Linked DNA regions of Mus musculus: regions 1, 2, 3, 5, 6 and 7 are each linked to region 4. Evidence: chromatin loops called from intact Hi-C (ENCODE). Cell type or tissue: left cerebral cortex. All regions are shown on one strand.

Evidence for each region. Peaks named below come from ENCODE experiments on the same cell type or tissue, not always from the same donor. Only the 100,000 strongest peaks of a DNase experiment are listed, where the experiment ranks them.
Region 1: it touches region 4 in a loop (2.6-fold over the local background); 20 of 42 quality-filtered maps call a loop at or near these places.
Region 2: a loop joins it to region 4, with 2.2 times the contacts of the local background. A loop is called at or near these places in 11 of 42 quality-filtered maps.
Region 3: it touches region 4 in a loop (4-fold over the local background); 23 of 42 quality-filtered maps call a loop at or near these places.
Region 5: a loop joins it to region 4, with 3 times the contacts of the local background. A loop is called at or near these places in 2 of 42 quality-filtered maps.
Region 6: it touches region 4 in a loop (6-fold over the local background); 20 of 42 quality-filtered maps call a loop at or near these places.
Region 7: a loop joins it to region 4, with 4 times the contacts of the local background. A loop is called at or near these places in 10 of 42 quality-filtered maps.

The regions. Positions count from the first base shown.
Region 1 is chr5:93,277,175-93,281,174 of GRCm38, reverse strand. No RefSeq gene overlaps it. Among named protein-coding and RNA genes, the nearest start is that of Ccng2, 12 kb to the right of the region's middle. In left cerebral cortex, no CTCF peak of the experiment used is centred here; a DNase peak (open chromatin) is centred at 1,747.
Region 2 is chr5:92,993,721-92,997,720 of GRCm38, reverse strand. All of the region lies in intron 1 of Gm36764 (a long non-coding RNA gene), which reads left to right. Among named protein-coding and RNA genes, the nearest start is that of Gm36764, 13 kb to the left of the region's middle. RefSeq lists an enhancer at 1-454. In left cerebral cortex, a CTCF peak has its summit at 1,900 (motif pointing left); no DNase peak of the experiment used is centred here.
Region 3 is chr5:93,161,516-93,165,515 of GRCm38, reverse strand. Septin11 (septin 11) reads right to left here. Exons shown (of 10, transcript NM_001009818.2): 7 at 3,224-3,392; 8 at 135-267. Among named protein-coding and RNA genes, the nearest start is that of Ccni, 43 kb to the left of the region's middle. In left cerebral cortex, CTCF peaks have their summits at 1,757 (motif pointing right) and 2,654 (motif pointing left); a DNase peak (open chromatin) is centred at 1,767.
Region 4 is chr5:93,090,183-93,094,182 of GRCm38, reverse strand. It overlaps Septin11 (septin 11), which reads right to left and starts at 767. Exons shown (of 10, transcript NM_001009818.2): 1 at 586-767. The coding sequence starts at 612. In left cerebral cortex, no CTCF peak of the experiment used is centred here; DNase peaks (open chromatin) are centred at 750, 1,623 and 1,831; H3K4me3 peaks cover 2,278 bases; H3K27ac peaks cover 2,093 bases.
Region 5 is chr5:92,726,847-92,730,846 of GRCm38, reverse strand. All of the region lies in intron 1 of Shroom3 (shroom family member 3), which reads right to left. Among named protein-coding and RNA genes, the nearest start is that of Shroom3, 45 kb to the right of the region's middle. In left cerebral cortex, a CTCF peak has its summit at 2,387 (motif pointing left); a DNase peak (open chromatin) is centred at 2,378.
Region 6 is chr5:93,266,333-93,270,332 of GRCm38, reverse strand. It overlaps Ccng2 (cyclin G2), which reads right to left and starts at 2,760. Exons shown (of 8, transcript NM_007635.4): 1 at 2,536-2,760; 2 at 1,574-1,711; 3 at 931-1,068. The coding sequence starts at 1,711. In left cerebral cortex, CTCF peaks have their summits at 1,798 and 2,830; DNase peaks (open chromatin) are centred at 2,144, 2,821 and 3,180; H3K4me3 peaks cover 2,992 bases; H3K27ac peaks cover 2,359 bases.
Region 7 is chr5:93,001,228-93,005,227 of GRCm38, reverse strand. The region is part of intron 1 of Gm36764 (a long non-coding RNA gene); the gene reads left to right. It also overlaps the pseudogene Gm6450. Among named protein-coding and RNA genes, the nearest start is that of Gm36764, 5.8 kb to the left of the region's middle. In left cerebral cortex, CTCF peaks have their summits at 509 (motif pointing left) and 2,426 (motif pointing left); DNase peaks (open chromatin) are centred at 634, 903, 2,362 and 3,246; H3K27ac peaks cover 3,606 bases.

The DNA of each region.
Region 1 (4,000 bases), 190 kb before region 4:
CAGTGCCTGACGCTCTAGCTGCTGGAACCTAATGCCAGTTGGTCTTTGTCTCTACACCTCACCTTTGATACAGTGCAGGGCAGTATCTAGAGCGATGGGCTGGGACCTCCCGTGTGCTCTGTTGAAACCCTGGCTTTAGAGAAGCTGAATTTGTCCTTACTTGCATAAAAGTCTACCTCTGCAAATTATGGATAGCTGTAACCAAGAATGTCAAAGGCATGACCAGGCATAATTCTCAACACGGGAATATGTTTGTACCCAGTATTATGTTAGGCAGGTTGAAGGAGAAAAAGGACACAGAATATATCATCTCTTCTCATAAAAAGTTCCCAATTAAGGGAAAAGAATATTCCAGCCCTGTGGAATAATTACTGGAAGTACTCCAGAGGTAATTGCTATGTTGGGTAATAAGAATATGGGGAAAAAGTAAGCAAGCCTTTAACAAGACAGTTCTTACAGAGTTCCACTCTAGTTAAGCATGAACTGCTCTAAGTCTTGGTCCCAGAATATAATAATGAAGCATCAACTATAAAATCAGTGTAAGAACTGAATGGGTATGTGTTTGGAAAGGTTCTTAAGCCTAAGCGCCACAGGTCTGGGGTCAAATTAAAATCCCTTGCTCTAGGGCTAGGGTTGAGCTCAGTAATGGCGTGAGTATGCAGTGAATACGCCACGGGCTTGGCCCTGGACTCAATCCCAGCACCAACACAGAAATCCCTGCTTTAAGTCCTAACTGCTTTGGTACTAGACTGCCCCGACCATTCCATTTCTGGTCTAATCCGGTTCCAGAGTAAGTAAAGATGCCTTAGCTCTGAATCCTAACTGTTTTTCCTTTCTATGGGCATAAGCCCTTAAAGACAGAGCAGGAAGAGTGTAATTTTGATTTCCCTGGTATTCTCAATACTGTTCTTCATATGAATTCTGCCGCCGATTCAGGTTGAATGGTATCAGCTTCGGGGCAGTTGAGCGCTGAAATGAAGAGCTCAGTGTCTGGCAGGCAGATGGGTTTGGGTCACAGTCCTGCCTACCAGAGAAATATCAATGAACCTAAGTTCTCTAACACGCCTAGCACTGTACCAGGACTGATCGGATAGCTTTGGAACAAGGCGTAAATAATCCATGTCAGGCATTTGGCATGGTGTAGAGTCAGTAAAGTTGCCTGTTACCTATAATAAAACCACGCAGCAGCTGGAGAAAATGGAGATGATATACCTAGTGTTGGGCATTCCGCAAAGAAAAGAGACACCAAGAGCCTCTCCACCAACAGCCTCTCCCTCCAGGGGAAAGACAGGTGAAGAGAGCAGGCGAAGGCAACAGAAAACTGTTGGGAGAAGGCAAATTTAAGTTATAAAAACAACACATGGCACTGACAAGGATGCTGTGGGAGAACTTCTTGAAAGGAAGCATTATCACGGGCTTTTCAAATGACAGGATTTGTTATATTTCACCCTTAAATTCCCTAAGGATGGGGATGCGTTTGGTGTCACATAGCAAGCACTTAGTTTGGTTTGGGCACACAGGGGATGTTCAGACAGCCATCCAGTGAGTCATGGTAAGGAAGCTTGAACTGGATGCTAAGGAACCAAGATCTGTTAAGGGTTTCATCAAAGGAAGGAGATAATCGGTGTGTGTTCACACTTCACTCCGTATTATGTAAAACGCCAACGACATAAATCCATTTCAGGAATAAAAACATTACATTCATATAATCACCCTCTGGCCATGAATATTTTGTTTCAGCTATTTATTTCTCTGTAGCGCACCATCCCAAAGCCTAGAGGCTTCAAGAGACTTCTTTCTTATGGGTCTGTGGTGGATCAGGACCAATTGTAGGGGTTGGGTTTGCAGGTGAGGATCCAGGGTGTTTAGCTGAAAACCCAGAACATCAAGAGGATTTTCATTCTTAACACCCCTTCCACGTGGTCTCACATCTTTCAGGTCTAGTGCAAACTCCTTTGTGATAAAACAGAGGGCCAAGAAGGCAAAAAGAGTAGCTACCTGTTTGTTAAAGCCTAGACTTACACACACACACACACACACACACACACCTTCTCCTGTTGCACTTTAAAGTAGGCAGACAAGTCAACACAAGAGCAGCCAAAATAAAAGGGAAAGAGGGTTCATTCATTGACTGAAAGAAAATCACAATGCTGCGGGTGATGGTGGGGGTTAGAGTGCCTGACTGCCACTTTGGGAGACTATCTACCAGTCTGATATCTACTCTCTGTGTGACTAGCACAGACAGTTGTTGGATATTTGTGGTGTTTACAGGAAAATTGTACTCCAAAGAGTTTTGGAACAGAGTCTCCAGGATAAAGGGCACGCCTAGCATGTTCAACATCTTGGATTCAACCCCACCATTTCACAAAAAAAAAAAAAAAAAGGAGGGACAAAATGAGTGTCTTAATCTCCCTTTATATAAATGAAGTGGTGTGTCTGTATCAGAACTTGCCTATGTGGTAGGAGATAGGATGTAGGGGACACATCATGCTACAATCTAGTGTTTAAATGACAGGAGTTGAAGAAAAAAACAAAATCCTAGACCAAGAAAATGGTTTAAGTTGCCATGAGACTTCTGCAGCCAACATCTGTATAATTAACTTCAATGTAAACTCTTATTTAAAGTCCAAAGGGGTTTATTAAAACACAATACTTACATAATCTCAATCCTAGGGCAAGAGGTGGAAGTAGGGTCACATGGGTGGAGACCCAGGACCCAACAGGACACCAGCACAATAGCAAAACACATCCAGCTTCCACTGTAAACCACAACATCCAAACCAAAAGAGCCAAATTTTTTGTCAACTCAAAGGGGTGGATCAAGAACGAGGTCAAATGGAAGCCTCTCCTCACACTGTGGTCATGTGTGCAGATGCCTGGGTCTCAATCTGACTCAATTCCTTGAGAAAGGTGCATTATTAAATAATAGCAAGCTTGTGAGTCCCTTTGTAATAACACACATGCATGCATGCACACACACATGCTCACAGGTATGCCTACTCACACTCACACACACATGCACATACACACAAACGGGCACACACATGTACGCTCATACATATGCTCACTCACTCTCGAGCACACACATAAGTGCATACACGCATACACACATGCACACTCACACACTCCAGCCCATCTTCCTCCACATAGCAGCCAGCTTGCCAGCTTCCTTAACATTTTTTAGCCTCAGGAAATGGCAAGGGAAAACAAGCCAACAATAGCCCGGCAATAGGTTCAGAGTAGACTTGGTTTCTCTTACTGAGTGGATCCTTTTGAACAAATTTTCAGGACATTCTTACTGGCATACTTAAAAGGGTTAAATGGGCAGCAAGTAGGGACCAGCTCTAAGTAAACCTGGAATAAAAGATATCAAGAATAGCATAGTAAACACTATTATAGGAGGGTCAGTGTGTGTGTGTGCACATGCATGCACACTTATGTGTAAACCAAACAAGAGGTAGAAAAGGAGAATCAGTAAGGAGATTAAACAGTATAAGTGACATCCTCCAAATGAGGGTAGTTATTCTCCAGTAAACAAGCAGGAGGTGAAAATACTAGCCAGGTTTTTCCCTTGAACAGGTAGAATTCTAACTTGGTGAGATAGAGGTAAGAACAGGTTTAGGAGTAACCAGAAACTTCCCAGTAGAATGGCTAGGGTGACTAATAAGCTCAATGGAAAGGTCTAAGATAAATACATAAAAAACTAGGAGTAGAAGAAGAGGCATGGGTAGAGTCACCCAGAGAGATCTAATAAGAAAACCAACACAATGCAAGGGACTGAAGAGACCACAAATACTTCACAGTAAATTAAAATCTGAAGCAGAGCATATTGTAGCTTGCCCAAGCTACTTAATAAGGGTCATCCTAGAACAGATGCCTCACAGGGAAAGTAGGAAGCTCTGGCGATTTAAGAATGGTCCCTATAGGCTCATAGACTCAAATGTTTGGTCACCAGGGAGTGGTCATTCAGGGGTGTGGCCTTGTTGGAGGTTAGTGTGTC
Region 2 (4,000 bases), 96 kb after region 4:
AGCAGAGATGGAGAGACTCTCCTTGGGAGATGAGGGCTGCTTCCAAGACTTAAAGGGCTGCGCAAGTTGCACAGGCTGTTGCAAGGTATGCAAGCTGGAAGAACAAAACCATCCCTGAGTAAACAGGCTGACTGGAGGGCAGTGTGGCCTGCACATGTGTGGGCCCTTAGTGCTCAAGGGATGGTATGAACACAGGAGCTGACGGAAGGAGGCTTTTCCAAATCCATTTGCACTGGGCTCTGCTTTCCAGAGGAGCCCTGGGGAGGAACATGAGATAGCCCCAGAGCAACATCTTAAGAAGGTCTTTAAAGTACTCCAGGCTTGTTTTAGATTTGGGGGAAAAAAACAGTTCTGGAATCATCTTGGACTGTCCATGAAGTCCGGAGAAGCTGTTTTGGAAATGTAATCCAGTCATGTCATTTCCCTGCTTGGAAAACACCAGAAACTCCTGCTGAAAGAGTTGTTCTCACCGGCCTTCCTGACAGGCGCCTTCCTGACAGGCTCCCAGCGGAAGGCTCCAGCCCTGTTAGCCACTTGGTCCTCCAAGCTTCAGGTTCAGGCCCTTTGAACCTGCTATTGTTTTTGCATAGAAGAGTGGTGTTTCCAGTGCCTGGATGAAGTGTGTGAGCCATCTATGTACAATGGGATAAGACTCGGCCATAAAAATAATAGGATCTTGTCATTTCCATCAGCATAGGTTGAGAAGTTATGATAAGTGGAATCAGCCAGACACCGACGGGCAAGGGTTGCCTGATGATGACACTCATCTGTAGACTATAAAAACTCTGACCTTGTTGCAGTTCAGAACAGTATAGTGATCCTCAGGGGCTAGCGTCAAACTGGGGAGGGTAAAGCATGTATCGATGGGTGTAGCCTTCAAGCAGATGGGAGAATCCGTTCTGGAAACTATAAGCAGGTGTCAAGATCTGTGGCCTACAAGTAGGTACACATCAGTTAGGAACAAAATTGAGGGTTGGACGTGCTGCTGAGTGGAGAGCATGCTTAGCACACGCAGTCTGTGGGTTCAACCTCCAGTACCTCATTAACAAACCAACTCACGTCAGCAAACGGAGTCGCTGGCCCCAGGGGGTGGTTGTACTGTTAAACTCCAGACTCTGGCTTGGTTTTGAGCGCTGAGGTAATTCAGTGGGACCTGGCTGTAGCTGGGATCTTGGAGGCTGTCATGCAATGATGGGCTCTTTAGGAGTCAAGGCCTCATGGGAAGGCATGGAGGTATGTCCCGCCACCTCCTGTCTCTTTCTTTGCTTCCTGGCTGCTAAGATGTGAGCTGCATCCCCCACAGGCCTACACCAAGATGCTCTGTCTTACAACAGGCAACAGGCCAACCGACTGTGTACTAGAATTCCCAAATTGTAAACCCAAATGAGCTTTTCTTTCCTGCTGTTTCCCTTGTGTTTTTAGGGACTGAGTCTGTTTGTTTGTTTGTTTGTTTGTTTTGTTTTTGTTATTGTTTTTTTAAACCTGATTGGCCTGGAGTATTTTGTCACAGTGAAGGGAAATTGCCAAACACAACTTCTCTTAAAAATTGTATCTCGGGGGCTAAAAAGTTGGCTCAATGCTTAAGAGCACTGGCTGAAGGCTGGAGAGATGGCTCAGTGGTTAAGAGCACTGACTGTTCTTCTGAAGGTTCTGAGTTCAAATCCCAGCAACCACATGGTGGCTCATAACCATCAGTAATGACATCTGACGCCCTCTACTGGTGTGTCTGAAGACAGGTACAGTGTACTTACATATAAATAATAAATAAATCTTAAAATAAATAAATAAATAAATAAATAAAAGCACTGGCTGCTCTTCCAGAGGTCCCAAGTTCAATTCCTAGTAACCACATAGTGGCTCACAATCATCTGTAATGGTATCCGATGCCCTCTTCTGGTGTGTCTGGAGACAGCTACAGTGTACTCATATACATAAAATAAATAAATAATTTTTAAAAATTGTATCCCAGACATCATAGAACACAGAATGAGTTATGTAGTGAGGATAGCTGTCGCTTTATGTGTTCTGAGTGATATAAAGTTAATTTTTTCAGTTTTGACAGCCACTGGAGTTGACAGATGTCAGCCCATTCCCCCATAGCCACTTCCTACTAATGAGAAGCTGCTTTTGACTGAAGCTCAGAGGTGTAATTAAGGTGTAATCATCAGAGGTGGATGATAAAAGTGAATTGTGCCTGGCCTCAGAGATTGTTAACCAGCTCAGCAAATGTTGAGGGTAGCAGTACCAGGACGCAGAAGAGTAGGAGGTTAGGATTTGTGAAATGACCCTTGGTTTCCCATTCGCTTGCCTGCTCTTCCTGTGTGACTTGGCACCTTTTCCTGTGGCAGGGTAGAATCTATTTTTCCATCTCAGAGATCTAAACCAGTTTTGTGACTTGCTTTGGTTTTTGTTTTAGAGCCTTTAAAATATGTGTGTGTGTGTGTGTGTGTGTGTGTATGTGTGTGTGTGTTTGGTTTTTGTTTTATCGTTGTCTTGTTTTTAGACAGAGTCTTACTATTTGGTCCAGGCTGGCCTTGAACCCACTATGTAGTAGTAAGGCTGTCCTTAGATTTCCAGTCCTCTTGCCTTAGCCTCAGGGCTGGGACTATGGCTGTGTGTGACCATATCCAGCCCTTGTGACTTGCTGTGACTGATGATGTGAGCAGAAGATGTGACACAGACCTCAAAAGCGCCTGACACACATCCCTGCTTGCTTGCTCTTTTTCTTGGGAAGCCTTGACCTTGTTCACTGAGCTTGAACAACTCTGCTGACAAGGAGGGAAGCCTTGCCCTGAGGTCTCACTGCCTAGCTGACAGCCAGCAGAACCAGCAGCAATGTGGGTGAGGCCCTCAACTGGTCTGCCAGCTGTGATGGAGCCTCAGTGAGATCAAGGACAAACTCAGAAAAGCTAAGCCATTTGACCTGCAAACTTCTGAGCAGCAAGCATGACTGTCAGTCACGGAGGAACATGGGAATAGGAACTGAAGTTAGAGAGGACCTCGGTGGGAGTGGCGGTGAAATGAGGTGGACAAGGGGGTGGAGGTGCTCACTCTCTTTCCTCCTTGGAAATGTCAGTGTCAAGCTAGGTTCCTGGTCCTCTATTCCTGCATTTCGAGATAATACGAGTTCAGCTGACTGTAAGTAATTTGTTGGGTAAGAAGACCGACCCATTAGACTACAAGATAAGGCTCAGCAGTTGGTTATTAGCTTACAGCCTGCATGCCACCTGCTTTCATGTTATTACTAGAACAGGGTCCATGGTTCAGAGTTCTATAGTGGGCTGGAGAAATGGCTCAGCGGTTAAAAGCACTGACTGCTCTTCCAGAGGTCCTGAGTTCAACTCCCAGCAACCACATGGTGGCTCACAACCATCTGAAATGGGATCCAATGCCCTCTTCTGGTGCGTCTGAAGACAGCTACAGTGTACTTATATATGTAAAATAAATACATCTTTTTTTCTTTTAAAGAGTTCTATAGCAAGAGGCTGGAGAGATGTCTCTGCAGATAGGAGGAGCGCTTGCTCTTCTTGCAGGGGACTTGGCTTCGGTTCACAGTACCAATATGGTGGTTCAAGCTACCTCTAACCTTCAGTTCCAGAGGACCTGATGTCCTCTTCTGGACTGCACAGACACCAGGTGCATATGGGGTACACATTCATACAGGCAGGCAAGCACTCACACACATAAAATAAAAGGTAAAATAAATCTTTTTTTTAAAGTTTTATGACAAATGCAACAAATGCTATTATTTAGCCCACACAAAATATTTATTCATTTTACCCCAGAGATTACAAAAGCTAAGTTTTCCATTTCCCAGACTCCTTTGCAGCTAACAATGGCCATTTGGCTCACCACATGTGATATCCATGGTAGTCTGCTGCAATGTTGCTGGAGGAAAATGCTTTTCTAAGGAAAGCAACTGTTTACTACTGTGTTCTCTCCTTTCCTTCCTACTCTGAATTCAGTCCCAGCAGCCATTTTTTAATAATGAGGCAGAGCC
Region 3 (4,000 bases), 71 kb before region 4:
CATTCCTTGCCTGGTGGGGAAGCTGCTCTTGTGGTAACGGGGAAGGGGAAGCACTCTGTACCACTGTGAAGACTCACTAACCGCAGCATGCTGAGAAAATGCCAGCGTCCGCTCCTAGAGGACAGACAGCTCACCTCTTTTTCTGCCTCCTTGAGCTCCGCCTCTTTCTCCTTCACCCTCATGACGAACATCTGTCTCATCTCCTCCTCTTTCTTCTGTAGCTCCCCCAGGAACTCGTTCCTCTTTGCTTCGTAGGTCTCCTGAAGACTATTAAGAGTCCGCAAAGCAAGACAGGGCATAAGACAGCATCGTACATCCCACTTCACGCCACTTCTCCCTCTCTGGTTCCAAAAGAAAAAGCTCAACTGCTGCTTACCACACTGAAGCTCAAACCAAGAGTTTTATTCTTATTTATGCCAACATGACAGAGACAAACACGTCCAAAAGCATAGGGCAACGCCGAAGGACTACAGCTCATCAGCCAGGTTTCGTGCAAGAGCAAGTCAGCCTAGCATCACGGGTGAAATGACAGGAGCTGGACTCAGACAGAGCTGTAATTCTGGCCTCAGCAACTGGCTGACCTTGGTAGGCACGGCTCTCCAGTCCCCTGCACAGGGGTTTCAGGCACAGTGACACTCACCTCCACAGGATAAGATCGTGCAATTGAGTCAGGCGTCACTTGAGGAAGGCATCTACTCCTCACCTCCCACTACCCTTCAAAGGGCAAACAGGCTTAGCGAGAAGTCCACCTTCTAAAGCCGGGGCTTTGGGGTAGAAACCCGCGATGGCTCAGGCCACGGTACAGTTTCTAGTGGTGTGGGGAGGTGTCTAATTTTCATTTTGAATCCTGTACTTTGCCCTTCTGCAGAACTCAGAGCCTGAGTTTCATACTGAATGTCATACTCAACTGTTTCAGAACAAAGGCATTTATAGAGAAAGCTGTGACGAGACTATACAGTCAATAGATCTGAACCGCTAAAGAAAGTCCTCTTGCTAAGTCTAATTTGTTCCCTGATCTCACCCAGAGGGGTTAAGGACACGAGTAGTGGCAGGGTCAGGACTTGAACTTGGGTTCCTTAGCATTCCTCAACACTGGTCCTGGCCAATGCATTCAACTTCACAAAAGCTTGTTGTTTCACTTTTGTGCATAGAAACAAATACTCTATTAAAAAACAAAACAAAACAGTTTTTTTTTTAATTATCTTAATAAGCCTAGAGTGGGGCTTACTTTATGGGGTTATCATCTGGGAAATTCATTGCAAGTGCAGACGGACTTGCTACACCTTCACAGAGTCATCCTATCTGGTTGGAGATAGTTTCACAAGCCTGCAGGACTTAATGAAATGATACTAAGTTCATTAGAACTTAACCTCTCGGATAGAAGTCCTTTGTGTGAGATTTGCATTTGTTCTCACCAAACACAGACATGATTATGGGAATGCACAGTTGTACCATGCGGGGAATCAGCCCAGAAGTACTGATCTTTCTCCAAAGTGATTCCAAGAGAGAACTCCTCCACCAAAGGGCCATTCAGGCCTGGGAGGAGACTGCCTCAGTGAGCACTGACAGACAGCCTTAGGTTCTTTGGCCAGCCATCAGTTCGACGGCTTGTAGATTTCAGAGTATGTCCTAGGGATACCCAAAAAAGGTGGAAAACTGGTTGTTCAAAGGCACTGTGGCTTTAATCAGAAGAGGCTCAGAGTCCAGACAAACCTCACATTGGCGCAACTGAGGTTCCTATTTAAGAAATGGCTTGGGCTCAAACTGGACAATCCCTTCTTCTACCAGGAGGTGGCAACCTTCCATAGTGACTCAGAGTTATCCTTCCATTCATCCCAAACTTTCTCCAACAATGGGGGGGGGGGGGGATGTGGGGTGTGAAAGGAGGACAATTGCTAGGGTGCTGAGTCTACCTTCCCCACCCCTGCATTAATTAATTTATTCATTTTACATCCTGATTGCTGCCCCAACCTCCCTATCCCCTGCCCTGAGCCTACTTTTAAAGTGTTTTTTTTTAAGATTTATCTATTTATTTTATGTATATGAGTACACTGTAGCTGTCTTCAGACACACCAGAAGAGAGCATCCGATCCTATTACAGATGGTTGTGAGCCACCATGTAGTTGCTGAGAGTTGAACTCAGGACCTCGGAAAAGCAGTCAGTGCTCTTAATCCACAAGCCATCTCTCCAGCCCCCTCTCCCCTTTTAAAGTTTTTTAAAATTTATTTTTATATGTATGGGTGTTTTGCCTGAATGTATGTTTATGCTCCACAAATGTGCCTGGTGACCAAAGAGGCCAGAAGAGAATGTCGTATCCCGTGGGGCTGAAGCTGGCCTTGAGGCACCATGTGGACGCTGGGAATCAAACCCAGGTTCTCTGTAAGAGCAGCCAGTGCTCTTAACCACTTAGTCGTCTCTCTAGCCACAATTACTTTTCTCCTCGGCACATTTTGGGTGTCCATCCATCTGTGATGTGGGAAATCATATACATTTCCTAGGCTTTTTCCTTTCCTACCCTCTGTCAGAGCGAGCTGTACACCAGTGAGATAACAAGAACACCTGAGGGCTGGAGACGTGGTTACACTGCTGGTTGCTCTTCCACGGGACCCAAGTCTGGTCCCCAGCACAATCGTCATATGGCTCACCTATAATCCCACCACCAGGGGATCTGACTCCCTCTTCTGGCCTCTGTGGGCAGACACTTGCACACACAGACACACAAACACAGGCATACAGACATCCTTGCATGCTTTATAATGAAAAGATACCTGAAAAGCTAAGAGCCTTAGAAAGTCCAAACTGTTTAAGACAAATGAATGGGGGCAAATGTCACCCAGCAGCTGCATCCTGTGAGGGTGTGGGACAGGCACTAAACCCCACAAAGTCAGGAGCTAGGGCTCAGGAACCAAAAAAGCAAGGATTCAGAACAGCCTCCTTTCCCTAACTACTAGGACTTTAGGAGGTTGCTTACACTTTCGGCGCTTTGAATGCTAATACTTGTAAACACGGGCAGCAATGCCAATATCCACAGCATCACCTAGCTAAGATGATAATGCAAAGTGGTTATTGCCCGGCAACAAAGTGGTTTTCCTAACACCCGCTGATTAACCCCACCTCACCTCACGCCAAGCTACTGAGGTAACAAAGCCTCATAGATACATAGTTGCTCTCCAGCAACCCTTTCCATGGTGCAGACACACCTGTCTGCTGTGTAGCTCATACCTGAAGGGCTTGCTGTCGGGGTCCGTGTCCTTGAAGCCCATCTCCTCAAGCTTGCAGCGCCGATACAACTCGTAGTGGCGAGTGTGCGTCTGCTCTCGCAGGTCCTCCATGTTCACTCGGATCAGCATCTCCCGCAGCTTCACAAAATCACAGTGGTTTTCGTTCTCAACTACAAGAAAAATGAGCAAAGGAGAGGAAGGCCATCAGTAGTGACTTCACTGAGAGGCAGGGTGACGCTCCAGAGGGGGTGTCGCCACCCCTCTTAAGATCTAAGGTCCAGAAAGCATAGAGGATGTCTTGCTAGCTTCTCCCTCCATGCTCAAGGAAGCCCAGGCGAGGGTGGCGGAATTGATGCTGCGGAGGGAGGGGCTTCACAATCTTTCCTTTAGCTTTCAATCATTCTGCCTGCCAAATGGTGAGTCTTCTCCTGCAGAGGCAGAGTCCGGGTTTGGGATGCAGCTGATGGCCCAACATCTGGGTAATAACATCTGGCTCCAAGGTCAGCCCCAGGGCTACCACTCCAGGCTGTGCCAGCCCAGCAAGGCAGTGCTTAAATACCACCATTCTTCCCAATGAGCAGATTTCTGCTGCAATAGCATTTCCTTGGAAAAACAACTTTCCCAGATATGAGAGAGAAACAAGTTCTTCCCAGCTATCTAATGCTTTGCTATGAGACAGGTGCTGAGGGCTACTCTTTGTGAAGAACCATTTCCTAATTTTACTAATTTCTTAAAGAGCCCAGCATCTTGAGGGCCCGCCTCCAGCTCGGGGCTTGTA
Region 4 (4,000 bases):
ACATCCTGGGCAGGGCCCGGGTCACCCGGGTGGGCGCCTGAGGGTGTCCGGAATTTCACAATGCACCCGGGGGGGGGGGGAGTAAACCACCACGGAAATCCCACCCCTTTGACCCGCTTCTACGGCCGTGTGACACAGCGCTTCAGCACCCAATTCTCATGCCCGGATCGCCCCCAGGGCGCGAGAGAACCGCGAGGAAACCCTCCTCAGTCAGCGCCTTCCTCCTCTGTCACCAGCTAAGCCTTGTGCGCCGTGAGAGAGAGGTAGCTGGGGAAAGCAGCAGCTCAAGCAATCTCTTCTAAGGGCGCCTCACAGAAGGGTCCTTTTCTTCCCACATCCCCGAAACAGGGGCGCGCCAAAGCGATCTAATGTTGCATCAGGTAGGCTCTGAGCCTGCGGGCTCCCCAAGCTCCCCTCCGCCCCAGACGCGCGCCCAAATTCATGCACACACCCACAGCCCCCAACAGCCACCACCCAGAGCCCCCCTCCTGATCCCCGCAAGTCTCCACCCGCACGCGCCCCGAAGCGGAGACCACCCGGCGCCCCGGGATCAGCACGCTAGAGAAGTGAGGCCCCAGTACTCACACTCGGTCTCCCCACCGCCACGGCCATCGCGACTGTGGCTCTGGCTGCTCTTTACCGACACTGGCTGCTGCTGGTGCTCCGGCTCCCGCTGGCCTCCCCCGCGCCTCCCTCGCGGCTGCGCCCTGCTCGCGCCCGGCTCCCGCGCGCCTCCAGCCGCATCTGCTCGCCCGCGCCGCCCCGCCCGCTTTATTCCAGCAACATGGCCTCCCGCCTGGACTCGACCATTAGCTGCCCCGGGACGGGGGTGCAGAGAGATCCCCAGCCCCAGCCGAGCAGACGAACGCAGCAGGTGAACCGTGATCCTGGTCAGCTGATAAGATGATACGCTTTGAAGTCAGCCACCTTCCTTCCTGTGGCTTTCTTCCGTCCCATTAAAGCGTCCTGTGCCGGGACACTGCCCGACACTCCCCCTGTTGCAACACGTGCTGGGGTCCGCGTAAAAGCCTAGGCGCGGAGGTCCCAACCCCGAGCTGCCACGCGCTGCGCGGAGCCGGCACCTGGGGCTGCTATGGGGTGGGGCAGGGAGGCTAGGGGACCGCAGGGTGCAGAGGTTGTACCTCTGGAAAATTGACCTGGTGACACGCCCCACCCGGAGGAGCCCTCTTAGAAGGTGCGGTGGGTAACTTACTAGGGCCGAGCGCGCCCCACGAGGAAAGAATTGCCGGTCTGCTGGGCCTTCCATCAGAAAGGAGACTAAACCAGCTGCTGGAAGCCGTCGCTGTGGTGTGCGGCCGGGCTGGGGACCGCTTTTCCAGAAAAAGAGGACCTAGTCGTGAACGACCCAACCACCGCTGCTGGGGACAGGGAAATTAATTAATTAATTAAAAAAACTTGAGTGCTCGCTGGAAAAATTAAGCCGTTTGTGAGCTTGCTCCAGAGCTTTTCCCACCGTGTCACACTGGAGAGGTTACTGGTGCGAAGAGGTCAGTGGACGTGATATTGGATCCCGGAGACAGACCGGATGACCCAGGGCCCGGAGGCGTGCAAGCTCAATCCTGGCTGCGGGGTGTGGTGCACAGCGAAGGCGAGAAGCGGGTGACAAGTGGGTGCGACTCACAGCACAGGGAACTGGGAGGGCTCCTCCACCACTAAGAAGGACTTCCCCCCACCCCCACCCCCAGCAGATGTTGGAATAATTACAGTGTCTGAGTGGCAGGCGAAATGGCGGGGTCCTTGTACATACATCTGACATAGGCTTAACAGGGAGAAGTGTAATGCGCTGTGGGTGTCCACGCATGGTAGACCCACGATCACGTGAGGATAGCTACTCACGTGAGTTGAGGAAAGTAGGTGACTTGAAGCGCAGGGGAAGAGGCAAGGGAAGGGCTGTATTTAGCCCACATGAACGCGCCCACGGGGCAGGGGCGTGGGGGGAGAACTAGGGCGGGCATCTGAGAGTCATACCTGAGACTTCAAACATCCAAGTTTCTGGGAACCCACTTTTGGCTACGGGATTCAGATGCTCTCTGTCCAGTCTTTGGCTGAGGGTAAGTGACTAGCACTGGTTCACCAGTAGCTGATCTGATGCTGGGCTGCTCTGGTAGGTGAGTGAGGAGCTAGAAGCTGCCTAGAGTGAATTCCACCCTTGGCGGTGGAACCTAGGGAAGAGTGTGTTGAAAGAGGAAGGCTCTGATGTAAAGCCAGATTCTGGCTCACTCAGACCTGAACAGCACTAACTTGTTCTGATTACTCCCTGTTCTATAGAGAAGATGTCTTTTGAGAATAGGGACCTCATTTACACCGTTACACAGTGTCGAGTTTGTAAGATGTCACTCGAGTGCTCCGCAAGAGCTCTCAAAAACAAGAATTACCTTTCCTCTGTGACTCTAATGCAGTGCTTTCTTGTTCTTCGGTTGGGGGTGGGGGGTGGGGGTGCGAATAATTTCTTATTCAAACTTAAACCTTTTAAGATTAAAAGGAGAGGCCCGGTGCTATATATAACCTCAGATGACAACAGGCAGGAACTGTGACTTACTTTCACCCCAGCCATTGTTGCAGATGAACCAGGCCGTTAAGAGGTTGTCATAGTAATATTCATCTCTCAATAGACTATGAACTCAAGAGTTCTTGCCTTTTGGCTTCTAGCACACACCGTACATGTTGAACAGGACTGTCCTCCAAGCCAAACAACTGTCATCTTGGTGCAAATGAACATCCCAGCTGTGGCTACTGACTGTTTATCTCACTCAGAGAGGGGAGTGAGGCTCAGGAGCCCCACACTGGGTATCCAGTCACTTACTACCACGCTTTCTATGTGCATCTGCCTTCCTTGCATGTGGCCTCCAGGAAAGGCTAGAGTGTATATAGGCTGAGAAGCTAGGAGAGTGGGGATCCATCTGTGTGACTAGTGGAAAGCCTTCATCCCTGCTGGGTCATGTTAGTTTTCAGTGTGGCCTCTAAGAAAAGAGCACTTACCCTTCACTAAGTAACCCCTCACCTGTGATCCAAGGAAGTCCAATGAACTCACTGCTTTCCAGAGTGAACTTCGGTTGCGTGGTGCCTCGGTTTGTCTGTGGACCTTAGGAGGAAGGGTAGATGCTGCTAATGCCTCCCCTAGGGAGGAATTTGAGCAACATTTGCAATATTCAATAAAGTTGAATGATCAATACATGTTTACATATTCTATAAATGTTGAGTGGAGATGGAACTTGGGACTAAGGCTATGGATAATCAATTATTTCCATAGACAGAATTTAGTACTTGATCCTAAGGGCAGTGACAAGCCCAAGGGGTTAGTAAGCCTAGAAGTGATTTCAATTTTTCATTTCAGAAAAGATATATGATGAATGTTTAACATTGTTCCTCGTGTAAGATCAGTGCCCCTTCTTAGTGGGACCCCTGATTATTTGGAGAGATTTTCCAAGTGAATCTTGCACCTTGGTAGAAAGTAACTGTCTCTTATTAAAGGTTCCTGAAAATACAACATCCATCAGGCCCTTAATTTCGTTCCCTTAGTGCCCTCAAGAGATCACATGATCTACACTCAGAGAGGTGACACTGTTAAATTTAATTCTGGAGTTAAGTAAAAACAAAACCTTTGCATTCTAGGTTTACTCATTCTAAGTTTTTTAGGTAAGTTATCTAGGTTGTTTCTGTATCTTTCCCCTTTCCTTTAAAAAATCTAATGTAAGAGTGCTTTGATGCATTAAGAAAGTACAAAATATACAATGGGAACAATAACAAACAGATACAATGAGAAATACATTAAGAAACAAAACAGATACAATGTGAAAAACACAAAACAGATACAATAAGAAAGACAAAATAGATACAATGAGAAAGACACAAAACAGATACAATGAGAAAGACACAATACAGATACAAGAGGATAAGGTAAGAAACCGGGATGCTGGGCATGGTAACAGACCTTACATCCCAGCCTGGTCTATATAGCCAGTTCCTCAAAACAACCAGG
Region 5 (4,000 bases), 360 kb after region 4:
CCCAGGTGAGTCAATCTGAGTCTTAAGTCCCTGATTTGTCCTTTACTCTTAATATCCTTCCAGAGTCTATCAGCTAGGCATAGCGCTTTTATCTTTGTGGGTATCCATCATATCAAGCCTTTTCAATTTTAGTGTGTGTATGTTTAAGGATGGAGGTTGGGAGAGAGGGAGGCAATGGCTGGGGGGAGAGAAAGAAACAGAGAAGAAGGAGCGGGAGAGACAGAGACAGAGAGAGACAGAGAGGTCTCAGGTACTCCACACCAGCCTCAATTTCTTAGGTAGTAGAAGCTGGCCTTGAACTCATGATCTTCCTGCCCCCACCCCCAGATCAAGTCGTCTTTCTTTTAAAGGCTTTAGTCATTACTTACCCGGTTTCTTTCCTCTTCAAAGCCACTTTATCTATGACTGTGATACTATAGAGTTATACCCCAACCATTATACATTAGAATTCAAACCAGCAATCAGCTTCCCTGTCTCCTACTCCTTTTAAAGATGGGAACTCAGTGGGTAGCCCAGGCTGGCCTTAACCTTAGAACTCTGGTGCTCCACGCTGAGACTGATAGACATGTACTGCCTAGCCAGCTCCCACCCCATCTCCTACAGCCAGCATGAACATCATTTTCGCTCCCTTTCTGAGGTGAAATATACAATCAAAATGTCTACGAAGGAGTCAGGAAGGGCTTGACAGTGTGATAGTTCTACAGAAGGTCCCCAGAACACAAGGAAAATCAGGAATCAGATGCAAGGTTAATTAATCTCTTACTCTAGTCGCCCAGCTAGGCTAATGTGACTCAGCATACCTGCTTGCCTAAGGGGATGGTTACAAGAATTTGATAAGACCTGATAGAGCTTTGGGTAGTTCCACAGCATTGTAAAGGAAGTCCATTATAACCCAACCCAGCTTCTTCCTTCCCAGTACTTCAGCAAAATATTAACTAACCATGTTCCACCCTAGATCTATAAAGCTTTCCACTGTTGAAAAAAAATTTGGGTTTACCCAGGCATGGTGGTGCATGTCTTTAATCACAGCACTTAGGAGGTAGAGGCAGGGGCAGGAGCAGGGGCGGGGCAGAGGCAGAGGCAGGTAGATCTCTGTGAGTATGAAGCCAGCTTGGTCATCATAGTGAGTTCTAGGACAGCCAAAGCTACATAGTGGGATCCTGTCTCAAAAGAATTGAGTTAGTGAGGCACCCCTCACTAAGAGACTTTGCAGCACCCTACTATCATACTAAGTCCCCATACTAAGGACCAGTGCAGCCTTCCACTCCTGTCTCAGCCTGTTAACCAGGCCAGGTAGCCACAACTTACATAGCAACTACCAAAAAGACCAGCAACCTCAAGGGTTAATCCATCGTTTTATGCTCTCTAGCTTGCAGAGGGGACAGCTCTAACAGGGCTGTGTGATGCACCGAGGAACTTTGACCCACATTCCAGATCTACTTTCTGCTCTCTTTACTCGGCTGAGAGAAGGAGGGAGGTCTGCTCTGGAAACCAGGGCCCCCCTCCTCCCTGCCTTCTGAGGTTTCCACTTCCAGATGGTTTTCTTAGGAAACTCGCTGGATAATATGGAGGATAAAGGTTATACAGGATGCGATGAGACCATCAAACATCTAGAATTCACACGTCAGTCTCCTTCTGATGCATACAAACCATTCAACCTGGTCCTTGAGTTTTTCTCTTAAGCCCTTCAGTTCTGTTTCCACTGTGCTGGATGTCCCCAAACTCCCTGGAGAAAAGGGATCTTTTAATGTAGTACCTGTGCCAGCTCCCCTCCATGTCACGGTTAAGGTCTCTAATGGATCATTGACCCACAACCCGGCTTCTTCCTGACAAATCGTTAGAATCACCATCTCCGGCTTTGGATGCTGGTCCCGTCTGTGTCTGCTTCCATCTCACTTTGTGCTCAGCTCCCACTCTCTACCCCCTTCTTCCTTCCCAGCCTCACCAACCTCAACCAAGGAGCAGAGCTTCCCAACCCACAGATCATGTCACTTGTAAATGGACCATGTCTGAAAAGACTGGTAGCATACCCGTGTCCTGTGAGATACGTTGGGTGAGCATCACCCACCAAACATCTACAACTCACATCCTTTCCTATTCTAGAAGGAAGTTTTCATCTCATAAAGCACACAGCTACCTCCCTTGGACCCCTAGCTTATGGGTGAGAAATGGTTAATCACGTAAGGTTTTGGGGATTGGAAGAACAGGGAAATCTTGGTAATACCATGTGCATTATTCTAGGCACATTAAGGCCTCATAGGGACCACCAAAGTAGCAACAAACGGAAGCCATTTGGCATCTTTCTTTTATAATATGATGTAAGTTCCAGAATGCCAGCTCTTCCTAAGGGGAAAATAGCAGGCAAAGGTCTTGTCTTCTGGTGCCACCTTGTGTTTGTGAGAGGAACGAGTGAATGTGACTGCAGGATAGAGCTTGGAAATTCTTCAGTCCAACTTTGATTCACAGATAAATGGAAGCTCAGACTGGAACCAAGGACAGCCCCTTCCCCACCCAACACACTTTCTCTGCAACACACACCTGTCATCTGCACACATATGTCTTCTACCTGGCAGCAAAGGTCAGTGTGCACAAATGCACAAATGCTTCTTTCATTCAGTGAAACATACATTCATGTGTGACCGGGCCAGCTCACCATAAGAGCTAGCACAGAGCACTGGCTATGGATAAGGTGCCGTGCTTCGCACTTTTATAACTCACTGAGTTCCTCCAGTCTCCCTAAGGACAATAACTATTGTTAACCCCGTCTTACTTTTAAGGAAACTGAGGTTTAGAGGGGCAGAGTAACTTATCCCAAGGTACACGAGTGTATTCTGGCAGAAAAAGAATTCAAATGAGTCTTCACTGGTTTGGTCTGCATTTCTCACTATCATTATTTACCACACTGACTTTGTCATATGAAGCTTGATTTCCACAGGAAGGTTTCAAACCAGGAGAGATCCTGAGAGCCCATTCAGTTATTTACAACCATTTCCATCTCTATCCCATGCTGGTCTCCCCTTGCTCCACTAAACTAATATAATTTAATACCTGTGCTTTCCACAATGTGGTTCTTGGACCAGCAACTTCAGCATCATGACAGATCTATTGATGCTTAGATTTTGGACTCACAGCTGTCATAACTGTGAACAATAAACAACTGCTAGTTACGAACTGCTCAGTCTAAACTACTACACTACTGTAACAAGAACTAGAAAACACAACCAGAAAGTTGAAAGTAGTCAAAGAAACTGAAGAAAATGCAAACAAAAGGGGATCTTGGGCTGGAGAGATGGCTTAGTGGTTAAGAGCACTGACTGCTCTTTCAGAGGCCCTGAGTTCAATTCCCAGCAACCACATGGTGGCTCACAACTGTCTGTAATGGGAGCTGATGCCCTCTTCTGGTGTGTCGGAAGACAGCAACAGTGTACTCACATACATTAAACAAACAAACAAACAAATCTTTTTAAAAGGGGGGTAGATCTTACAAGAATGGATCAAAGGCAATAATATTAAGATGCTGACATTCCCCAAATGGATCTATAGATCCAGTGGAGTTGCTACCAAAATCCCCATTGGTTCCTTTGCAGGAATTGATAAGCTAATTATAAAATTTATATAAAAACTCAAGAATATCTGGAAAAGTCCTGAGATAGAAAAAGTTGAAGGAACCATACTTTCTGGTTCAAATTTTAATATTAAGCTAACATTCACCAAGACATTGTGCCAAAGGACAGACAGACATCAAGGCACTAGGATGCAGAGATCAGAGCGAACCCTCGAATTTATAACTAATCTCTCAGACCTCGGGTGCTCCTGAGAGTCCTCCCCATTCCTGTGATGAGGTGACAGTAGGCCTTGAGAGCAGTCTGCCCTGACAGTCTACACCAGTCAATCCCCACACAGGCTACTTGGTGCATCTAGAGTCACCTTTCGATTGTCTTCATAACATTACTAGGATCCTCTGCAGCCTTCAGTTTTTCTCTGTTTGATCAAACACATT
Region 6 (4,000 bases), 180 kb before region 4:
TGTACAGCTGCTGCTGCGGACAAATGGCTGCCCTTTTCTTCTCAGGGCCCTAAAAAGTGACCCAGCAGCTGACAGCGATCCTATTGGCCAGAGAATTTCCATGTTTTTAACGGTTGCTGCTGACTATTAATAAGACGGTGGCTGCCTGCTTTGAAGGGCCTTACAGAGAAGGGAGCAGATCAACGTTAGCATAATTTTATACTTCTTTGTCCTGCTTCAGTGTTAAAACCACGAAGGCTCCAAGGGAAACAGGATAACTAATGAAAATCTCTCTCTCTCACTCTCTCTCTCTCTCACACACACACACACACCACACACAGTATTTTATTTTTATAAAAAGTCTAGCTTCTTTCCTCTCACTCAGTTTGGGCACTTTTATAAATGAGCCTGTAACAGATATTACAGTATTTTTCACAAAGTGAATTTTAGTTAATTCTTCTTGACTCCCTGAACCCCTGGAAGCACGCACAGAGTACTTAAAGTATAGTGGCCTGCCTCTGTAATGTCTTACTAGAGGACATGTTTAAGAGGCACAGCAAAACCTTATTGAAGACGCAGAAATACAGTTTTCCAGTCTCTCTAGTATGAATGATCACAATTTGACTAATATAAGTTTATAATCAGGAGGCTTTATTACATTTCATTTGACAAATATTGAGCCCTGTATGTGTTAGAGACTGTGTTGGGCACTGGCCATTGGAAACATGTTGATTTGTCAGAAGTGGAAACACACACTTTTGACCCTAGCACTTGGGAGTGGGAGGCAGAAGCGAGCAGAACTCTGAGGTTGGAGGCCAGCCGAGTCTATAGAACTAGTTCCACAACAGTCAGAGCTACACAGAGAAACCGTGTATCAAAAGATAAAATAAAAATTAACAAAAAATAAAGATATAAAATATAATATGGATTTTATAAAAAGCAATTAAATACCTTCATAAGGGCCAAGAATCTATCCAAAATATTGACAGCCAGAACGAAAGTTTCAGTGCCAGATCCAAAGAAGTTAGTTAAACTTCTTAAATCTTCCACTTTGGCATTTCTCAGTCTTGAACACAAAGTGTTATCATTCTGAAATTAAAAACCAAGAATCAAAGTTTATTTTCTTAGAATGGAATAGAGGTGGTTCAAAACCTACTCTCCCTTTAGTTTTCCCCATTGTACACATGACCTCCTAAAGCTATCACACTACGTTCAGATAAATCACTACTTTTAAAATTTATCCAATACAGAACTTTAGCCAACTCAATATAACGTGAAGTGTTGCCCCACCCAAGGTAGTTACAGCAGAATGTGGGTTCCTTGATGAGGTTTTTCTGACACAATCTAAGATCCTATTAGAAATATTCTCTAGGAATTTCCCACCACCAGAAGAAACGCCTCTACAGTACACTTGGTATAACTTCCACATTCACTAAAAACAAAAGCAGAACCCTTTCACGTTTCACGTTTTTTCTTAGTACGGTGAGGCCAATTTTGGATTTAACTTTTTAGCCTTTGGTACTGATTTGGTACGAGGAAAACCAAAAAGTTACCTTCCCACCTTCCCCCAAGTCCTATCAATTCTCAAATTTACCTCCGGGGTAGCCTCCATCAAGATCAGCCCTTTTTCCCGAGGTTGGTATCTCTGTTCTTGTTCCAGGTAGAAGTTCAACAATCCGAAAAGCTGAACCCCTTCGCCACCTGCCAAGTGCTTGGCCCCCAAATCCTTCATCTGCAGCAAATACACCGCGGCCGGTTAAGAATATAATCCGGATACGTAGGGTGTGAGAGCAGAAGGAGCTGGCCGCGATCCCTCCAGCTAGGGGCGCCCCAGATCACGCAAGCCAGAACCGGGTGAGGGGGGGATCGGTCACGTCCGCCAGCCTCAGGGGAATCCTCCCCTAAAGACATGGAGGCGTGGCATGGGGGGGCAGTATCTCGGTCACCTCCGCTGGCCAGGGCTAGTTCTGATCAGCTCTGTGGCCGACAGCGTTTGACGTACAGGAAAAGTGTCCAAGAAGCGTAATGTCCCCTACTGTCCGCATCACCTGGACAGCACAGCAGGGACTTCTAACTAGACTCTAGGCCCTAGAGGAAAGCGGGGGACCGGAAGACTGAAGCCACCGAAGCGGGTTCTGGGGCGGGGCGTTGCACAATAGGAGAGAAGGGAGGGGGAGTCTCGAGACTGAACAAAGAACTGGAAGGAGGCGGCTTCGGAGCCCCGCCCCGGGAGCCCGTCGCGGAGCCCACCTCCAAGCTACCCCCGCAGCTTCTGCAGCTTTGACGAGCCCCGCAACTCGAGACAGGGCGGCCCAGTAGCTTGGGGGATGCTGGGGAGACAGTGGGGAGTCCAGTACGCCCGCAGCGAGCAGTAGCCTAATACTTGGGCTCAGTAACGGTGCGAAGCCCCGGGGCTGTCAACCCACCGTATAGCCTCAGAACACCCTGGAGCCCCTGTCAGTCCCTCAGCTGCGGCTGGGGGACTCCACCATCAAAGCAAACCGCGATCCAGACCCGGAGCCACCAAACCCAGAGCCACCCGGGAGGCCCACTCACCGTGTCGGCCCCGGCGTCACGGACCGGCGCGGCGGGGGCGTCCGGACCCGTCTCCGAGCTCAGGGACCAGCCTCCTCAGCGGCACCCCGAGACCCGCATCCGACCTCCCCGCCGCCGCCCGGCCTCACAGCCCCGGCTGCATCTTGCTCCTCAGCGGGGCTCAGCGCCCGCCCTGCACCGCCACCTCCTCCCGGCTCCGCCGCAGCCTCCGGAGCTGAGCAAACCCCTTGTTTTTGTTTTGAGTCTGCGACGCCCCCAAGGGGCGGGGCGCGTGACTGCGCGCGGAGGGATCCTCGCTCGCTCGCCCAGTGGATCTGAGAAAAAGAGTCCCTGCTCCGAGCCTCAGTTCCCAGCCTCTCTTGGCCCCTTCTGTTCCTCTTGGCCTTGCGGAGCCAGGATCTATGGTAGGGAGTGGAATCTGGATTCCAGCCTCATTTCAGAATGGAACCGGAAGGGAGCAAAGATGAGCGAGCCGATCGGAGAGCGGAAGGAGACAGTTTCTGGACGCCTCACACCTTTTAAAGGTCCCCCGATTTGTTTTGTTTTCGCTGTTTTGAAAAGTCCGCCCAAAGTAGCGGGCTCCCTGATTGGACAAGGGTGGGGCAAGCCGACTGCTGAGGACTTGATTTAATCTCGAATCTGGATTGGCTGGCCGACTGGCTGTTGCGTCCTCTGATTGGCTCTCAATATATCCCGACTCTCTTATCTTCTTCCGGGGCCTTAGCAACTCTGGGGTCTGGATTGCGCATGCTTGGGTGGGTGGCATTTGTGGTGCTCGGTTACGTGCCGGGGTCCACAGCTGCCTAGGAACTCTAGCTCAGTCTAGGCGAGGCCCGAGGCTGTCGCCTCTGGTCACACCCCGAAAATCCGAGGTCACATAACTCTGTAACAGCGTTTCCAGGAGTGCAGAAGGGCGTCCTGAACTTCTTAGTTGTACCACCGGTGTATTTTGCAATAAACAGTCAAGCTCTTAACATTCCAAGATGCTTACCGAGATAATTTTTTTTTAATCGATCTGACTCAGGAAAGAAAAAAAGCTAAATTCAACTAGTTGGTTACACAGCTGACTTGTTGAAGTTGGGCGGTGGGTAGTAGAGACTGCATTACAGAATTGTGAGTGCATTTGTGTGCCTTGAAATTTTTTTTCCATAATAAAAAGTTCAAAGGAGGGACCTTTCAATAAAAACTGCAGATTGATGAGGGTATATAGATATCTAATAAGTGTGCTTCTAGAGGTTATGGTTGTACTGTTTGCTTTTGGTTTTAATGAAGGCTCCCACAGCCTCTTGGTTCTTGATCGCCCATAAATTATCATTTATTGTCTATTATAATTAACGTTGTTATTAAGCTGACACCTCTCCTAAGGCAGAGCAAAAACCAAACCAACTAGATGCCTTAGGCAGGGCTAACTTTCACACGGAGTGGAGTATCTGTCGGGAGGCAGGAAAATTCCCTAGATTGTTTT
Region 7 (4,000 bases), 89 kb after region 4:
ATCCATAGCACTCATGTGTACTCCAAAAGCATTCTAGATCCTTCTTTAACAGACTCAATCTCTCTTTTAAACCCCGACCCTGCCGTTTTTCTATTCTTATATTTTCTTCATTCTAAGAGCCATCATTTTTTTTTTTTGGTTACAATTATATCGAGAAATAGACCCCCCCATTTTAAGTGAACCATTTTGAGGCTTTTAATATTACCACAGAGTTGTAAAATCATCCCCACAATCAATTCTAGAATATTTGTATTGCCCTTCAAGGCAGCCTGGTACTGGTTAGCTCCTATACACTGATCTCCGATCTTCCCAGACGAATATCCATTAAACAAACTACTCTCTGTAGATGCATGCATTTAGAATTCTTCATGTAAGTGGAATCTTGGGGGGCTGGAGAAATGTCTTAGTGCTTAAGAGCACCAGCTGCTCTTCCAGAGGTCCTGAGTTCAATTCTCTGCAACCACCCTGAGCCACCCTTAATGAGATCTGACGCCCTCTTCTGGTGTGTCTGAAGACAGCTACAGTGTAATTACGTATAATAATAAATAAATCTGTGGGCTGGAGCAAGCAGGGACTGAGAGAGTTTGGCAGGAGCGAGCAGAGGTCCTAAATACAATTCCCAACAACCACATGGTGGCTCACAACCATCTGTAATGGGATCTGGTTCCCTCCTCTGATGTGCGTGAAAATGGAACAGTTGTATAATAAAATAAATAAGTAGATTTTTTTTCAATATATAAGTCTTTTATTCTCCCAAAAGAACCCAAATTGTTCTTGTGATCAGGATCTTGTTTCTGGAGCCAGGAACTGAGGCCTCCTCACTCGTCAGCCTGCTGCACAGTTCCCTTCTCAGACACATAGATGCCGTCCAAAAACTTCCTGATATCCTTGTTTTTAACTGTTGTGGCTTGCTGAATCAGGGCAGCTGAATTTGAAGCAAGTTCAATATCATTTCCTTCAAGGATTAACTCATCCTTCTGGGCTTGAGAGACAGAACAAGCAACACCTGTCCTCATCCAAACCCTGTGGATGTAGTTTTTCACCCAAGAAATTTCGGATTTCAACCAAAGAGCCATTCTCCTGGATGACGACGTTGATGGGGAAGTGAGCATACACAAACCACATTTTGTATCGGAAGCCCAGTGTGACACCTTTGATCATGTTCTGAACATGACTGCAGATGTTCCTGACGGTGGCCAGTTCCTTTCTGTTACCCCACCATTTGTCAACCCAGAGCCTTTTCTTTTTCTTCCCAAGAAGACTCAGCTCCACGTTGATGTGATTGAAGTCCCTCCGCAGAGTCCCCCTGGGGCCCTTCACAATGACTGTGCGCCCCTTCAGAGTGATTTCGACATTCTCTGGAATGTCCACAGTCTGATTGCTGCGAATGGTCTTCATCCTCACAGTAGATGGGGCAAAAAGAGCAAGTAGATCTTTTTTAAAAAATGATAAAATAAGTGGAATCATGTATGTATGACAAGTAGAGGCTGTGTTCTTTCACTTAGCACAAATGTTTTCAAGGTATCGTATACTTGTGTTGTAACATGTAGTTAGCAGGAGTCCATTCAAGAGCACCATTAAAAACATTTTAGCATCTGGGTTGTAAAGATGTATCTTCAAGTCATTGCCTTCCCGTAAATGGTGTCAGAAGCTGAGCCGTACAGATTAAGCAGTAACGCCCCATTCTTTCCTTCAGTTGGCCCCTTGCAGCCTGTGAGCTTGAACACACGTAGGACTTAGAAGACAGGAGCCTGAATGTGAAGCCCTGTGTCTGACCTCTCCTTTATCAGGGCCTACAGCTTTGTAAGCATAACGAAAAGCCAACCTCATGAGGGTCTGGACTCCCTTTATTCTCCTTAGCCCTTATCTTAGCTCTTATGGAATCCTTTCCACTGAGCTAACAATAGCTACCCAACAAATATTTACGTCAAGGTTCCCTCTTTGTCTCATAAGCGCTCACAGTGGGGGCTGGAGAGAGGGCGCTGTGATTAAGAGCACTGGCTGCTCTTCCAGAGGTCCTGAGTTCAATTCCCAGCAACCAAGTGGTGGCTCACAACCATCTGTAATGGGATCTGACACCCTCTTCTGGTGTGTCATCGAAAGGTCACAGTAAAGACAAGGCATTGAAGGGTAATTATTCCAGATGACCTGGCAGTATCATTTCTGAGGATGTTACCTCCAAAGAACTGAAAGATTGACACTCATATTTGTGAACTGATTTTCATAACAAAATTGTTCATAGTAGCAAAAAGTGGAAAACAACGCAAATGCTTGAAGAAGGGTGTTGGGCAAAGTGTATGATGCACATGCAATAGAATATTATTCAGCCTTCAGAAGGAGTGGCATTCTGACTCATGCTACAGTACAGAAGAAGCTTTGCTGTACAGTCTCTCCTCTGGGCCACAAGGCTGCCACCTTCAGGAGGTTGCTCTGTTCCCAAAAGATCATCCCAGCTGGGCTTGTTGCTGGAGAGAATCACGGGACTCTCACCTGAGTATCCAGTCATCTCTCCCAATCAGTCATATGTAATTCTTCCCTAATTGCACATGGCCCTGTGGTCTCAAGGAGTGGGTAGGTAGAGTATATAGGTAAGGAAGGAGTAGGGGAAGGTGCTCCAACCTCAGCCTTGGGGACATCATCATCGCTGTTGGGTGGCTTCTCTAATGTCACCCACACTCCCATCCAGGACCCCCCACCCATGCTCTGTAAATAACCCTAATAAACTCATTGCTTCCTCGGGGTGACGTTGGGTGGAACTGAACTTTGTCCTTGGGATCCTATGTGGAAGGTAGGTAGATAGATAGATGTTGCCTAGTCTCCCTCTCCCCCAAAAGGGTGAAAATTCTCACATCAAACTTGAAGACCCTTTATAAGGTGGTTCAAGTGGCCAAATGCTCAAAAGCATTGGAAGGGTGTCTTCGAGAGGCCACCTGAAGGGAACTGGATGGAGTTAGTGTTTAAGTACACAGTTTCAGCCTACAAGGTTAGAAGGTTCTAGAGATAAGAGGTGCTGATACCGATGTGTAACAAGGTGAATACGTCTGATGCCACCAAGCTGTGCAGTCATCTCTTTGTGCAAAGTGTCGGGGCTGGGATTTCCAATATATTTCAGTAGGTAGAATACCTGCTTAGCATGCACAAAGCTCTACATTTGATCCTCAGCACCAACTAAAACTGGGCATGGTTTCACACCTCTAATCCTGGCACTAGGTAGGTGCAGACAGAAGGATCAGAGATTCAAGGTAAATTCAAGGCCAGCCTGGGCTACATAAGACCCTGACTTTAAAGGAAAAAAAGTGAATATTTTCCTGTAATACTTAGACTAACCCTACACTCCTAGACTTATGCTATTTTCCTGCCTCAGCCTCCTGAGTAACTGGGACTGAACCACAGAAACATTCAACTTGCCAAGATATATAGTACAATTAAAAACGGTTAACATGACAAATTAGAGATACAAATCTCTCTCTCTCTCTCTCTCTCTCTCTCTCTCTCACACACACACACACACACACACACACAGAGAGAGAGAGAGAGAGAGAGAGAGAGAGAGAGAGAGAGAGATTGACTGTAGAGACAAAGGTAGCCAAGAGGCTCTTAGAGTAGAGGCACCTTCTTGGGACTTTTGTGTCTGCTCCTGTTCGGTGGCTGGTATAGCCTTTGCATCCCTCCTGGTCCTTATCAGGTCTCCCTCTGTATCCTCCCTTCTGTATCCTCTTATACTGGGCTGTGTAAGATCCTGGAGGCAGGGGAGATGTGGTGTGGTGGCTTGTTGCTGAGGGCTGTAAGCTAGGCAGGCTGCCAAGGTCTGGGCAGGACAAAGTGTAGGCAGTCGAGGGCTCTGGAATAGGGGCCTGGAGAATCCATAACTGTCTAGGTGACAGAGATGAAGAGAGATGGTGAGACTTGAGAACACTTTAGGCTGCATACCGTGGAACCCAGTGACCCCCGGGAGCACCATGAGTTTGCTGCACCCACGGAGGCCCCAGGTTTCTGGATT